Linked DNA regions of Homo sapiens: region 1 is linked to region 2. A link is an interaction called in ENCODE POLR2A ChIA-PET data of the cell type or tissue named here. Cell type or tissue: GM12878. All regions are shown on one strand. Each heading gives the region's core, and the rest is flanking DNA. Links, peaks and the distances in the headings are about the cores only.

Region 1 (8,346 bases), core at 91-8,090, 170 kb after region 2:
CGCACCTCACTATTTAAGGAATGCTGGAGAATTATCCTATCTGAAGTCCAGAACAGATTTTTCTCTTCGAGAGAAAATTAGTTTTTTAATGTTTGAATGGACATTGAGTAAAATGTATCATGAAAATATCTAATAATTTACCATGCCACCAAGATGGCACAGCCTCAGAGCCATGCTGAGATCAGAAGAAAATTGAAATAATTGGTAGAGTACAAAGGGCTTCATTTTTCTTTTCCTTTTTGGCAATAAACTGGCTCCATTACAGTGTTAGTGAGTTTCAGAAAATGGATGGTTATTGACATGAGATTACTTGTGAAGCATAGTGTAGATCATTCAGTTGAAAAGGATTGTGTTTTTTTCTTTTTAAGCCCAAAGTACTATATTTAGGTCAATATTTAAACACATGGTAGAACTTATTAAAAGTAGTAAAATTGAAATGTTTGTCACTTAATGAATGATTGGCAACCTTGCTTAAGATATCTTGGCCACGTGTGGGCTCATAAGCAAGATCCTTAAGGTATTTAAAAGGAAATTAGGCTCTCTGCTCCTCCGGTTTGGCAGCCACATTTTCTCATGCAGTGTCAGCCGTGTCCCTGAGACACCATGGTGGAAGTGCAGGTCAGACTAAACGGATTTGGCCATATTGAGTGCCTGGTCACCAAGGCTGCTTTTAACTTTGGGAAGCAGATATTGTTGTCATCAATGATCCTTTCATTGACCTCAACTACATGCTCTGCATATTCCAGTATGATTCCATGGCATTGGCAAGGCTGAGAATGGGAAACTTGTCATCAGTGGAAATCCTATCACCGTGTTCCCGGAGGAAGATCCCACCAAAAGCAAATGGGGTGATGCCAGTGCTCATTATGTTGGGGAGCCCACTGGCATCTTCACTCCCACTCCCATGGAGAAGGCTGGGGCATACTGAGAGTAGGGAGTCAAAATGGTCATCATCTCTGCCCTGTCTGTTGATGACCCCATGTTCGTGATGGGGGTGAACCATGAGAAGTTCAAAAACAGCCTCAAGATCATCAGCGATGCCTCCTGTACCACCAACTTCTTCGCACCCCTGGTCAAGGTCATCCATGCCAACTTTGGCATCATGACTTATGACCACAGTCCATGCCATCACTGCCACCTACAAGACCAGGGAATGGCCCCTCTGGGAAACAGTGGTGCGACAGCCGCGGGACTCTCCAGAACATCATCTGTGCATCTACTGGTGCTGCATCTACCAAGCTGAACAGGAAGCTCACTGGCATGTCCTCACCACCAATATGTCGGTCATGGACCTGACCTGCCATCTGGAGAAACCTGCCAAATATGATTACATCAAGAAGGTGGTGATGCAGGCATTGGAGGGCCCCTTCAAGGGCATCTTGGGCTACACTGAGCACCAGGCTGTCTCCTCCAACTTTAACAGTGACATTTACTCTTCCACTTTCCATGCTGGATCAGCATTGCCCCCAACAACCACTTTTTCAAGTTCATATCCTGGTATGATAGTGAATTTGGCTACAGCAATAGGGTGGTAGGCCTCAAAGGAGTAAGGCCCCCAGACTGCCAGCCCCAGCGAGAGCACGAGAGGGAAAAGAGAGGCCCTCAGCTGCTGGGGAGTCCATGCCACACCCAGTCCCCCATGACAGTGAGAATCTCCCTGCCTCACTGGTTCCATGGCAAACACCCTGAAGTGGGAGGGGCCTAGGGAGCCCCACCTTGTGTACCATCAATAAAGTCTCCTGTACTCAAAAAAAGAAAAGAAAAGAAATTATACTGAAAGATAGTATTTAATAAAGAGTTCAGATGTTTTATGTTCATATGTGAATCAGTATCAGGCAATGGATTTATCATTTTGGAAATTAAGCTCCCTTGTAAAAAATATCTGAGTTGTTTATTGAGTTACAGGCACTTTCTTATAAAGCTCCAGTTGTTGCTTTTCTCAGAGAACTGGGAAGCCCCTTTCAATTTTGTTGTGTTCTGTGAACAGCTTTCCACCCCGAAGACTGGAAAATCTCTTTTCTAACCATGGGAGAAAAACTGAAGCAGAAACAGCAAGAAATACAGGTATTTTGACAAAAGGATTTTCTCATCCCAGTGCTTTCTTACTGCCTGAAATTCTAGTAGTTAACAATTCTTCAAGAGTCAGATACTTGTCACAGTGTGATATGGTTTGGGTCTGTGTCCCCACCCAAATCTTACCTTGAATTATAATCTGAATTGTAATTCCCACATGTTGAAGGAGGGAGCTAGTGGGAGATGATTGGATTATGGGGGCGGTTTCCACCATGCTGTACTCATGATAGTGAGTGAGTTCTCATGAGATCTGACGGTTTTATAAGTGGCAGTTTCCCCTGCGTGCTCCTCTCTTTCCTGCCACCGTGTAATACATACCTTGCTTCCCCTTCCCCTTCTGCCATGATTGTAAGTTTCCTGAGGCCTTTCCAGCCATGAGGAACTGTGAGTCAATTCAACCTCTTTTGTTTATAAATTACTCAGTCTCAGGTAGTATCTTTGTAGCACTGTGAGAACGGACTAATATACAATGACTCAGAAAGAAAAAGACATCTTTTGACTTTGGAGGGATATATTTTTAGGGTGAGATGATATAAATGGGGATCTCACGGTACCAGGATAGTTGACCTCAGTTGACCAAAGAGCCTAAGCTGAAAAACAAAAATAGTAGCTTATTTTTAAAAATAGCTAATGCTATAGAGGAAAGCAGTAAGTAACTTGGAGAAAAGGCAGAGAAAGCACAAACACGGTCAACATCTGGAGAAGCTTGAACCTCATATGGCAGATCATAATTGTAACACAATTGCTTATTTTATACCCTGAAAATTTTCAGTTCTAAATGAAATCTTGCTGGGTAAGAATATTTTTCAATGACTATTTTAAAGAAAAGCAATTCTGCCAGTTTTGTGGTATATGGTTATTAAAGAGTTAAAGAGCAACAGTTAAGTCATATTGTTAATACTGTGGCATAGAAAATAATCTAATCATGTCCTTTGCCCATTTCTAAATTGGATTAATTTTACTAATATATTTTATTTAACCCAATATATATAAATGTTTCATCATGTAATCAACATAAAATGTTAATGAGATTTTTACCTTTTTATTCATAAAGTCTTCAAAATTCAGGATGTATTTTATATTCGGAATGAAACTCAGTTTAAAGTGGTCACATTTCAAGTGCTCAAAACACAGATGTAGCTGTCATATTGAACAGCACACTGCAGATAGTTCTCATTTCTAGCTGGGTGTTTGGCTTTGCAGAAGTCTGAGGTCCGTATGGTTTTTTTTCTCCTTGTAGGTGATTAGCTTTCTGATACCTGAACAATTATTTTTCATTCTTACAATTCAATAACTTAACAAAGATACATATCAAAGAGGTCCATACTTAATTTTCATGTTCATTCACTGTGCCAATTGAGTTCTCATTTCAGGACTGTTACTTATTTTGTGATATATCTTTGTAATACTTTTCTTATTCCACTGTTGAGTTATTTTTTCTTCTGAGACATCAGTTAACATTTGTTGGGCTCTCTATTTTTGTCCTCCATATCTAGTAGTTTCTTTATGATTCTTTAAGCACCTCATGTTATTTGCATTACTGTAATTATCACAATCTTTTTCTAAATGTAAGTATATTGATTTTGTTTTCTGCTCTTTTGATCTTATTTAACTTGTGTTTTTAGCTTGCTTAATTTTGATGACATTATTTTGGTTCTTATTTCCTGTTTCATACTACAGCATTCTTTATATTCTAATCTTTTTGCTCTCATTTTGTCAAATTCAAGTGGCTATTGTAAGCTTGTCCTATTACTCAAAGCTTTTTTGAAAATGTTCCTTCTTACTGCAGTCGAGTCATATAAATGAATAAACAACAAAAATATACAAGAGAATTTTTTTAAAAAGAAAACTAAAGAAAATGTTCCTTCTGTTTCTTGTTTGCTTTAGTTTTTTTTCCCTTAAGATTAGGTTGTTTATTTGGTATCTAGCTAATGTTGGTCTTGTAAAATAAAGTGGGAAGTGTTTCCTCCTCTTCTAAGGAAGAGCTTATGTGGAATTTGTGCTATTTCTTTTTTAAATGTTTGGTAGAACTGATTGGTGAAATAATTTGTCCAAGAGATACCTTTTTCAGATGTTTAAACTATCAATTCAATTTCTTTAATAGTTTTAGGACTATCCAGGTTATCTATTTCATCTTAGGTAAGCTTTGGTATTTATTGATTTTGGAGAAATTGGTCCATTTTATCTCAGTTGTCAAATGTATGTGTATAGAATTACTTGTAGCCATTATATATTATCTTTTTTTCACATCCATGGGGTTTGTAGTCATATATTCTCTTTCACTCCTGATCTTGCCAAGTCAGTTCCAAATAATAGAAATTTTCAGTTGATAGAATTCCAAGAAAATTAGATTTTATCTCAAAGAATTCCAAGAAAATTAGATTTTATCTCAAAGTAAAACAAAATAAGACCTCTAGATCTTGAAATCGATGTATCTCAAGTTAATATGTTCAAAATGAATTTCATCATCTGTTTTCCAATTCCTTTTCCTGTTACATACCTTTCTTTTTCAAATGTCACTTATCCAAGACAAAAACTGGGGTACTTCACTATCCCCTTTCCCTAATCCCCCAACTGGTGTGTTAGTTTTGAAAGTTTGCCTTTTTAATATCTCTAGGAGGCATTCCATTTTCTCTAGCCTATCTGCACTGCACTTGTTCAGATTCCCTTTACTTCTTTCCAGGATTATTTCAGAAGCCTCTAAATGATTTTTCCGCCTTTGGCTTTAGCTTCCTTCTAAACTATTCTCTATGTTGTAGCCAAGCCATATTTTTAAAGTATGATTCTAGGAATATTATCTACCCCTCACTATCATGGAAATCCTTTAGAGTTTGCCTTAGTCTTTCAGGCTGCTATAACAAAAATCCATAAACTTAGGTGGCTTATAAACAATAAACATTTGTTTCACACAGTTCTGGAGCCTGAGAAGTCCACGATCAAGATGCCAATACATTCAGTGTCTGGGGAGGGTCTATTTCTGGTTCATAGAAGACGTCCTCTAGCTGTGTCCTCACATGGTGGAAGGCTCAAGCTAGCTCTCTGAAGCCTCTTTTACAAGGGCACTCATCCAATTAATGAAGTCTCTGCCCTCATGACCTAATCACTCCACAAAAGGTCACACTTCCTAATATCATCATGTTGGGGGTTAGGATTTCACCATATGAATTTTGGGGGACACAAACAGAACATAGCAGAGGCCCTCTGCAGTGGTTGAGATAGAGAATAAACTCCCAGGCACATTTGCTCTTTCTGTGTTTTTGTTTGTTTATTTGTTTGTTTGTTTGTGATCAGATCCCTGCCAGTGTCCATTTTCACATGTTGACACTCTCTTGTTTTTGTACTCCAGCCATTGCGTTTATTTCACCAAGCTTTTATTCATCTCTGTGACTTTACACAAATTGTTCTTTATGCTTGGGGTGCTCTCCCTTGTCACAGCTCCTCTCCTGTCTAAGACATGCTTAGAAGATTCAAGAATAAGCTCCTTTGGTGGCCTCCCTGACCTTCCTCATCTCAGTCCCCTGTGTACTCTCAAAATATCCTGTACACGCTGTTTGACACTTACATTTTACTTGTCTAAGCCCGCTTCAGGCAGAGACTGTATCTTTTTCATATTTATCTTGGTACATAGTAAGTACTCAATAATTATTGAGTGAAGTTCAAATCTTTTGCATTAAGGGATATGAAATTCCAACTGGAAAAGTTAACAATTGTAATGTGAGAATAATATCTTTAATTAATTTTGTTTGCTTGCATATTTTCATTTTGTCCTTATAGTAACTCTGTGAATTAACAGGAACCCTCAATTGAATAGAGAAACAAAGTGAGGCTTGGGAGGGTTGGTAATTTTCCCAAAGTAACTCAGCTAATAAGTGGCAGAACCAGGAGTCTGGTATGTGGTCTTAATTTAAAGCTGTTTTCTTCCCACTCTAACATCAAGCCCAGAATAGGAGAATAAAGGGTAAGAGAACCTGAAGGTGTTTTAAATGTGCTCATACCCCCAGTATTAGGTAAATTACTTTTCAGGGTATAAAGGTCTCCTGGATGTGTTATCAGAGACAGTAGGGAACTGCAGAGATGAAAGAAGCTTGGAAATGTGCAAATATTTAAAAAGTGTATCTGAGAAATCCTTTTCTCAGAATTTTTTATTAGCTAGATCGTTGTTGAACATTTGGAATAGAAGATGGCAATCAATCAGGACTGACACACGTTTCCTTCGAATAGATCAGGTAAAGTAAACTCCAATTTTCTTTCTATTCTAAGTTTCCTAGATTGTATGATCACAATAAAATAGCAGACAAAATGTTCACTTATTTGTTCTGGGACCACCCCTCCCCCCCACCACCAGTTGTCATCATTGGGCCAAAATCCACACAGAATAAGATAAAGTAATCAGCAAATTCAAATGAATTAGCAAGGACCAGTCTCAAGACTGTCTACAAAAAGAATGATCAGATCTTAACTCTAAGTCCTCAAAGGCTTCATCTTCCATGACCCAAGTGGGTGGTCTCCATCTCTATTATCATTGTATGGTATCTACTGCATCCTATAATGTACTTATCCTTTCATGCACCCTAAACATTTCTACAATATCCTAGCAGAGTGAAGAGGCATATTGCCTAGAAACATGGGAGTTTTCAAAGGGATAAGGATTTCTTCATTGTCATGACCTTTTGTACATGATGTACATGATTTGGTGGTGTGTCCCACTATCTGGGCCTTGTGGTTTCCTTACAGACAGTTTCTGCTGTTGTTTTTGTGGTTGGTTCCTCCTTCAGCCTTCTTATCCGTTAGATATCTGTGCAGTTCTTCATTTTTCTTCATAAAAGTAACAATAAACAGCACAAATGAACCCCTGGCAACCTTTATTATTGTATTATACATGAATAAAGCCTATTTTAATAATCTTATGAGCGAGATAAAAGCATGTGGGATGGCTACCTCTGATGTTCCAGATGATTTTTTAAGTAGTTGGACAGTCACACAAAAAGGGTATAAACCAAGGGAGGTCAACCTTAAAAGAAGTTTCTTTGTTCTTTGACTTCTGTGAAAATGTTATCGGAGACTTGAATATAAGCATAAAAGCCACATTTATCAAATTTAAAAATTTATAATGCAAAAAGCTGCCAGCTTAGCGAAAAGAACTCTTTTTTTTTTCTTTTTTTGCTGCTAGTTGAAGATGAAAATTCTAAGTAATCTCACCAGGTTGGACAACTGGCTATGAAATGGCATGAAATATGTAAGTTACTATTGTCAGCTTTAAAAGAGCAAATCTGCAATGATAAGATATAAGATCTGAAAATCTTTGTGGCAGCAGCTTTTGTAAAAACGAAAATAAGACATAAACAAATAAATTAATTACAAATTTGCTGTGAGACCAAAATACCACACAGCCCCCAAAAGCTGAGATAGTCACTGCAGATATTGAAGATCTGCATTCTAAACCACATGTTTTATCCCCAATGTTCAGCTCAATGTATTGTGCTTGGTAGATTCTTAATTATTATTTGTTCAGTAACAAATATAATGATCAGGTCTTTGCAGGAGTATTAAATTAAAATTTGTCTGTTACACTTTAATGGTCAGTTGTTAACCTGGAGTGCACACAAATAATGATAGATCAGCAAGGAGGGTCTAAAAACCACATACTAGGAAGTCCAATGGAAGAATTAGGCGTGTACAGAAGAGAAGGTTAATTTATTAAGAGACCGGCTATTAGGCCGGGCGCGGTGGCTCACGCCTGTAATCCCAGCACTTTGGGAGGCCGAGGCGGGTGGATCATGAGGTCAGGAGATCGAGACCATCCTGGCTAACAAGGTGAAACCCCGTCTCTACTAAAAATACAAAAAATTAGCCGGGCGCGGTGGCGGGCACCTGTAGTCCCAGCTACTCGGGAGGCTGAGGCAGGAGAATGGCGTGAACCCGGGAAGCGGAGCTTGCAGTGAGCCGAGATTGCGCCACTGCAGTCCGCAGTCCGACCTGGGCGACAGAGCGAGACTCCGTCTCAAAAAAAAAAAAAAAAAAAAAAAAAAAAAAAAAAAAAGGGGGCCGGCTATTTTATTATAGATTGTCTTATTCTGTCCCAAGGGAAGTATTCTAATTGATGTTATAGGGAGGCAGGTTTAAACTCAGTATTAAGAAGAGCTTTCTATAATTAATAAAAGACAATGATATGGACTTGTATTAGTTTGTTGTCACACAGCTATAAAGAGCTACCCGAGACTGGGTAATTTATAAAGAAAGGAGTTTTAATTGACTTACAGTTCCACATAGCTG
Region 2 (8,346 bases), core at 141-8,140:
TAGGTTCACGCCATTCTCCTGTCTCAGCCTCCCGAGCAGCTGGGACTACAGGCGCCCGCCACCACGCCCAGCTAATTATTTGTATTTTTAGTAGAGACAGGGTTTCACCGTGTTAGCCAGGATGGTCTCGATCTCCTGACCTCGTGATCCACCTGCCTTGGCCTCCCAAAGTGCTGGGATTACAGGCTTGAGCCACCGCGCTGGGCCATACAAGTGTGTTAATTTTATAAGCATCTATATTGACAGCAGAATATAAATGGGAGCAATGTTTCTTTATAAGCCTTCTGATGCCATAGTGTGCATAAGCTGGGGTATACAAGGCCTTACTCTGTATTTGCTCTGTGCCAGTGGTCAACTGATTTTGGACAGATGTAAGACAAACCAGTCTCACTCCTATGAGTATAATTGGGTACCAAACCCCTTAATACCAGCATACCAGAGAAAGCCTGTGAACTGTCCCAAGTCAGCCACTGTTTGAGTTACATGCAACACAAAGAGCTTAGGGACACCAAGCGTCTCTGAACTTCTTGAAAGGTTCTCTGAGGACAACTTCGACATACGATGAACATTTCTAACTTGCTGTGGCAGTAATGAGAGTTGTATCATTCCTAACAAACACCTGTTGAGTTTATGTAATACCCAGTCAGTCATACTGCTTCTAAAATCTCTTGGAAAGAATACTAAAAACAGGCTGGTGCGGTGGCTTATGCTTGTAATCCCAGGACTCTGGGAGGTCAAGGCAGTAGGAAACGTTGAGCCCAGGAGTTTGAGACCAGCCTGGGTAACATAGTGAGACCCTATCTCTACAAAAAACTTAAAAATTAGCCAAATGTGGTAGTGTTTGCCTGTGTCCCCAGCTTTTCAGGAGGCGGAGGTGGGTGGATTGCCTGAGCCCAACAGCAGAGGTTGCAGTGAGCTGAGATTTTACCACTGCCTGTGCGACAGAGCAACACCCTGTCTCAAGAAATACATACACACACAATTTCAAACAGTATTAAGGACCTTACATAACCAACACATATAGTAGCACATGTCCTATAAAATTCAGTATGATTATTTATAATAATTTATTTATAATGTTCTTGGCTTTTTCAACACTCCTTACTGATTTTAACAAAATAGAATCTGCTTTATGAAAACTGACTTAATTTTGTATGTCAGTTTATCTATTTTCTAAGCATTTTTTTTGTACTTTGCTAAGTCGAGTGTCTTCAACAAATTATTAATTGCTATTGAAACAAGTCACCTTGAGTCAGGAATTCCAGAGCTGTGACAAAAACACTGGAAATCTAGTCCAGGTGTTGGCAGCACTTTCCTGTAGAGGGCCAGATAGTAAATATTTTAGGCTTTGTAGGCCCATTTGGTCTCTGTCAAAAATAAAGATACTTAACTCTGCCACTCCCTTGTTAGAAAGCAACTGCAGACAATATGTAATGGTATGAGCATGGCTGTGTTCCAATAACTTATTTACACAAACAGGCAGTAGGCCAGATATACATGGGTAATAGGCCTCTACTTACATAAGTGACTTGCCTTAAGTCCCACAGCTAATGTGATTAACAAGGTTGAGAGGAACACAAGTCATTTAGAGCCAATAACCGTGGTCATTAGACAATAAGGCTTTGACAGTAACAATATGTTTATTATAACATCCAGCCAAGAATACAAACACAAAATAACTCTTAATTTAAGGAGAATAAGAAAACATCAGGTGATTCTTGAGTACTACTACAAATACAGCCTTCACCTACAGTAAAAATTAAGCCAATTTCAATCATTTTGGTCATCATCCCAGTCTTTCTTCCCACTTGGAGGCTTGGGCCCACCAGCTGGTTTTGCCATGATGATCTGCATAAAAAAGAATCACACAAGAGTATGCTTATCAACTTAACCTTTAGAATGAAAAGAATGCTTCTATTAGCATGATTTAAGATTAAGCAGTCTTCTTGGTATAATTATGTACTGCATATAAAACACTACAGCACAGAGTTTGCTAGCTCCCTTGTTAGAAATTCAATTGTAAACTTTCAGCGCATGAGAAAGTTTACTGCTTTTATGGATAACCGCAATAAAATCCACAGAGATTAGTGAACATTCCAAGACATGCACTTCAATAACTCAAAAAGCTGAAAGTGAAAATATGTGCATGCATCACTGGTGTAAGTCGGTCAGTTTGGCACCTGATTTGCTATTTATATATGAGATGTGTCTTGCCAACCATCTCTGTCCCAATTTCCTTGTGGTTTAGGAGCTTTAGGCCCACCTGCCAGCTTTGCCATTATAATCTAAAGTAGTTGATACATAAGTATATACAAAGTTTAACACTGAAATTTTCTAAAACCTGTAAATGAGAATCATTCAAGCAGCCAGGAATTTTCATAAACAAAAATCTAAGTTCCCAACTTAAAAAAAAAAGCGCCACAAACCTCACCTTACTTTATCTAAAATAAATAGGTTTTAGCTTTTTTTTTTTTTTTCTTTTTGAGACGGAGTCTTGCTCTGTTGCCCAGGCTAGAGAGTGCAGTGGCGCGATCTTGGCTCAATGCAACCTCTGCCTCCTGGGTTCAAGCAATTCTCCTGCCTCAGCCTCCTGAGTAACTGGGATTACAGGTGCCCATCACCATGCCCGGCTAAGTTTTTACTTTTAGTAGAGACGGGGTTTCACCACGTTGGCCAGGCTGGTCTCAAACTCCTGCATGATCCACCCGCCTCAGCCTCCCAAAGTGTTGGGATTATAGGTGTGAGCCACTGCGCTCGGCTGGAAAACATCTTAATTACCATCTGCAAACCTGAACTGGGCAGTGGCTCATGCCTGTAATCCTAGCACTTTGGGAGGCCAAGGTTTGAGGCCAGGAGTTTGAGACCAGCCTGGGCAACAAAGTGAGACCTAGTCTACAAAAACTAAAAATATATATATATATAAAATATATATATAACATTTGATAATATATATATGATATATGTATCATATATACGATACATATATCATACATATATCATATATAATATATATCATACATATATGTATGATATATATATCATGTATATGTATGATATGAGATATATATGATATATATGAGATATGTATGATATATACATATGTATGATATATACATATGATATGTGTGATATATACATATCAGATATATATGATATATATCTCAGCCAACCATGACAGCACCTGCCTACAGTCCCAGCTATTCGGGATGTTAAGGCAGAAGAATCACTGGAACTCAGGATTTTGAGGCTGTGGTGAGCTGATTATGATTGTGCCACTGTCCTCCAGCCTGGGTGATAGAGTAAGACCTTATCACAACAACAACAAAAAAGATACCTAAACCTGAAATTCTCAGAATAACATGTTACCAATTGAGAGTAATTTCAGACTGAATTAAAGGCATTAAGCATAATTTTAGAACCTAAGTGCACATTGATTTTAAAAAGTAACTAAAAGCTGGGTGTGGTGGCTCATGCCTGTAATCCCAGCACTTTGGGAGGCCAAGGCGGACAGATCACGAGGTCAAGAGATCGAGACCATCCTGGCCAACATGGTGAAACCCCGTCTCTACTAAAAATACAAAAAAAAATTAGGTGGGCATGGTGGCATGCGCCTGTAGTCCCAGCTACTCGGGAGGCTGATGCAGCAGAATTGCTTGAACCTGGGAGGTGGCGGTTGCAGTAAGCTGAGATCACACCACTGCACTCCAGCCTGGTGACAGAGCAAGACTCCATCTCAAAGAAAAAAAAGAAACAAACACTAAAACAAGTAGTTCCCAAACTTTAGTGGGCACCATAATCAAAAGTGCTCATTAAAACAGACTGCTAGGCCTCTTCCAGCATTTCTGATATTGGTGGGTCTGGAGTGACATCTGAGAATCTGTATTTCTTCTTTTTTTTTTTTTTTTGAGATGGAGTCTTGCTCTGTCGCCCAGGCTGGAGTACAGTGGTGCCATCTCTACTCACTGCAGGCTCCACCTCCCAGGTTCATGCCATGCTCCTGCCTCAGCCTCCCGAGTAGCTGGGACTACAGGCATCTGCCACCACGCCCAGCTAATTTTTTGTTTTTTTTAGTAGAGACGGGATTTCACCATGTTAGCCAGGATGGTCTCAACCTCCTGACCTCGTGATCCTCCTGCCTTGGCCTCCCAAAGTGCTGGGATTACAGGCGTGAGCCACCGCGCCTGGCCTCCAAGAATCTGTATTTCTTATTTATTTTTAGTTTTTTAAAAGATGGAGTGTCACTCTGTCAACCAGGCTGGAGTGCCATGATGTGATCACAGCTCACTGCAGCCTTCAACTCCTGGGCTCAAGTGATCCTCCCACCTCAGCCTCCTGCGTAGCTGGGACTACAGGTGTGAGCCACCATACCTGGCTGAGAACTGTCATTCTAACAAGTTCTCAGGTGATGTTGATACTATTTTGGGACCATACTTTGAGAACTAGTGAAATAGACATTCCAACAAAGATTAATCCAGTCCGTACTACACTATCCAATGCTTAAAGCTTGATGTGCAATTCCTTTTCTAGAATATATACTATACAAATTTAGGTTCATTATACTATACACTATATACACAAACTGGTTAATACAGTTGGATGGGTTCTTTAGATACATACTTCACATAGAGTGCAAAGACTGGGGGAACAGATCAACCAACAACTTCCCCTACCATAAGATAAAGCAGACTTCCTAGTTTAAAGCCAAAATTCAAACTGCCTTTGTGACCAAGGGTGGTGGTTATTGTCTTGCTTGAATAATTGACATTCAAAGTTCCTAACACAGTTGGAATTTCTGCGTTCCTTATGCTGCAGTCTACTTAGCTTCTTCCGTCCCTGCTATTTTTGGTTTCCCCTTTTATTCTTAGCCACATTCTAATTTCTAGAATAAGTATTTTCTTAGGTTTCTATTTAAGAACTCAAACATATTCTTCCATTGAAAATCACCTAATAAGCTGACAGAGAAACCCGTTAATCTGGTACATAAACATCTAGTTTCTGCTTATTTTCAATGACTTGAAACTAAATATCCAGTTCCATTTTTGGTCATCTCTTGCTATCATAGTTCTTCCAATAAATTTGTTATAATTACCACCAACTGGTCCTTACTGTACTTAAAAGCTGAAATGTCTTTCCACTGATTTCTACTTAGGACTTACTCCACCTTTAATATGACATATGACTTTTACCTAATGGATGTATACTGTCCCTCTAGCAAATTAAAATTTTCTATTAAGTACTTATAAATAGTCATTGCTTATTAATTACTTCTAGAATTTTGTGGGGAAATGTATTTAATTAAGTTTGCCAGAAAATACCTTTTGGAAAAATAATTATGATTTCAGGTTTACTTCTATATATAGAACAGTCTACCACAATTCTTCAAAAAAAAAAAAAAAAGGGTAGAAATATGATTTTAAACACCTTTAACATCTTTTAGTATCTCAAGCTGTAATTTGTCATAGCAGAAAAAATTTTCAATGCCCAGTCCTCTTATCTGCAGACAGCTAGAGACTCCATTTTCCTTCAAGCTGGTGGTCTGCAATGTCTGCTTGAGAGCTTTATGGTCCTTCCAAATTCCATGTTAGTATTATATATTAAATTTACTCTCTAAATTATTTGTACAAATGGGTTCTAAGGCTAAAAGGTTTGAAAGTTATATATTCAATACAATTTATAATAGAAGAAAAAAATTGGAGGGGGGCACATAGTATCTCTAATAGGTGAGGACTAAGAATCCTTTGAATTAGAACTATGCTATGTTCTAGTTCTGGGAAAATATACTATTAAACAGTATGCAAATGAGTATTTTTAAAGATCAAAATTTCACTTTGCTCACCTGATCCACTCTAAGTACAGTGACTGCAGCATTAGTAGCGAGTTTGATAGCCCAATATTTTCCCAGGTAAGTATCTAGAATACCAGCTTCCAGCATGTCCTTTACAGCAGGGACTTCAGCCTGTCAAACACAATTTTCATCCTTTCATTTAAAATCCTTTTATGTGAAAATGTTTACACCCACAAAAAGCCTCACATAGCTCCTTAAATAGTACTGGAAAGTAACCAAGCACAGTCCTACCTTATAGAGTCATCCTTTAGTATGTGAGGATTGGTTCTAGCACCTCCAAGGATGCCAAAATCTGTGGATGCTCAAATCCCTTACATAAAATGGCATGGTGTTTGGATATAATCTATGCACATCCTCTCATATACTTTAAATCGTCTCCAGATTAATTATATAACATAGTGTAAATAGTTGTTATAGTGTATTTTTAAATGTCTTTAGTTTTTCCAAATATTTTCAATCTGTGGTTGGTTGAATCAATGGATACAGAACTGGGCTGACTACACACTACAGAACAAAAGACTATCAATAAAACAGAAGGAAAATGAAACGTTCCTCCATCAGACAACCTATGTAAAAACTAAGAAAATAATCTGCTCCCAAATCAGAACACTGTTTCTCATTGATATTTCTTTTAAACTCATACTATTTTTAGGTTGTGCATTCCCCAAATAAAGCAATTTAAGTTCAGTGTTTTTTCAAATACCTCAATATCTAATCCAACGTTTTTATTTCCTTCTTGATGTACTGCATAAAGTTTAGAGATTACTTCATTGGCCTTAACTCCAGAGTTTTCTGCCAGTGCGCGGGGAATAGCTTCAAATGCCTCAGCAAACTTCTTAATAGCATACTGTTCAAGTCCAGGACATGTCTAAAACAAAAATGCGTTAATTACTGTCTTTTATTCAAGCAATGGAAAGAAAGTCAATTTATACAGAAAAAGCTGTACCTCTCCATATGATGTGATCTGTTTGGCTAATTCAATTTCTGTTGCTCCACCTCCGGGTACAAGACGTTTATCCTGTATGTAGCGCCCCCACCAAAAAAAAAATGAACACAAAACAAATTCACTAAAAATCAGTTTGCAGTTTTCTAATCTTTTCACATTCCAGTACCCCACCAAACAGGAGTTTTTATCAGTCATTGTTACTCAAATACATATTACAAATTTGGTAAAAATGAGTGGGTGGGGCAAATTTTCTTAGTGCACAGTGTCTGGTGTATGAAAAGGACCAAAGTGAAGAATGGGAATAGTACCGTATCATTTTTGCATATCCACAGATATAGCACTAAGAACTGCTTTAGCAACTAACAGTACATTACAATGGAAAACAACGATAAACAATTTTTTTTAAAGCTCTGTTTTGCTGTTAACTCCTCTGTACAATCTTTTTTGGAAACTATCATATTCACTAACAATGGACACTTAAGTCTTAGGTAAAAACAAAAACAGGTGCTTCATTTCATATAAACCACTCATTCTGAAGTTCTCATGATGTGCAAGAGTCTGCAAACTGTACTTTTAAGACCATACAAATTACTCAGACCTTACAAACTACTAAGAATATTGCTGATACTGACCCTTGTAAGAACTTTGAAAGTATTAACACCATCGTCTACTGCCCTTTCTATGTCATCCATCAGATTGTCTGTAGAGCCTCGAAGTACTATGGTAGAAATGGCGCCATCTTCCTTTTCTATCAAAAAATTAAATATATTTGGTGATTAAATACAAGAAGCTAAAGCCCTACACTTAAACATGTTTTACCATTCCTACATACCATGCTTAAAAACCACCACCTGAGTATCTCCAACTTCTGAGAGGTAAACACTGTCACAGTGTCCCATTTCTTCAAGGACAGGAGGTGTCTGTAAGAAAGTGACTGTTGTAATAAAAATTCCATCTTGTTCAACTATCTTTTAGTGTTTTCCAAAATACATACCAATCTAGGAAGAGCTGTAGCACCAACAGTTTTACAAAGTCTTCGGAGATCCCATTTTGAGTTTAGCCTTTAAAAAACACAAAGACCTTAATAAAAGTTTTAATCAATTTCAGATAGCATATAAAGTTCAAATTAAAGAGGAACCTGTATACCAGCCCCCATGTCACATTCCTTTGACAATGGATTTTAACTCAGAACATGTCTGGATTGCAATGAACACTAAGGCCAGGAAGCTGATTCCTGACTCTCTGAGTGAGTCCAGCTGGCCAATAGTACCACATCTTAAGCCTGTGTTGTATGGCATTGTTCTAGAATTGGGAGAATGGAAGTCACTTTAGGATGTCAGTGGTTTATAGTTCTAAAACACCAGAGAAACCCTTACAAAACTCAACAGCATATAGAAAATTTTTGCTTTACTTTGTGCAATCAATGTTCTGTGAACAAGAGTGATTTATTTTGCACATTTTATTAGGTACTAGGGATGGTGGTAGGTAGAAATGGGTTAAGTTGTCTAGTGTGCACCATAAATGTGTTCATGGATTAAAAGGGATCTTCCTGACT

Evidence for each region. Peaks named below come from ENCODE experiments on the same cell type or tissue, not always from the same donor. Only the 100,000 strongest peaks of a DNase experiment are listed, where the experiment ranks them.
Region 1: POLR2A ChIA-PET joins it to region 2 with 10 read pairs; 2 of 35 experiments call an interaction of 5 or more read pairs at or near these places.

Annotation. Positions count from the first base shown.
Region 1 is chr21:29,221,718-29,230,063 of GRCh38, forward strand. The region is part of intron 1 of LINC00189 (long intergenic non-protein coding RNA 189); the gene reads left to right. It also overlaps the pseudogene GAPDHP14. Among named protein-coding and RNA genes, the nearest start is that of LINC00189, 32 kb to the left of the region's middle. In GM12878, for the core only: no CTCF peak of the experiment used is centred there; no DNase peak of the experiment used is centred there; H3K27ac peaks cover 1,174 bases.
Region 2 is chr21:29,054,705-29,063,050 of GRCh38, forward strand. It overlaps CCT8 (chaperonin containing TCP1 subunit 8), which reads right to left. Exons shown (of 15, transcript NM_006585.4): 9 at 7,786-7,852; 10 at 7,624-7,711; 11 at 7,424-7,539; 12 at 6,792-6,863; 13 at 6,549-6,713; 14 at 5,837-5,956; 15 at 1,622-1,848. The coding sequence ends at 1,771. Among named protein-coding and RNA genes, the nearest start is that of CCT8, 15 kb to the right of the region's middle. In GM12878, for the core only: no CTCF peak of the experiment used is centred there; no DNase peak of the experiment used is centred there.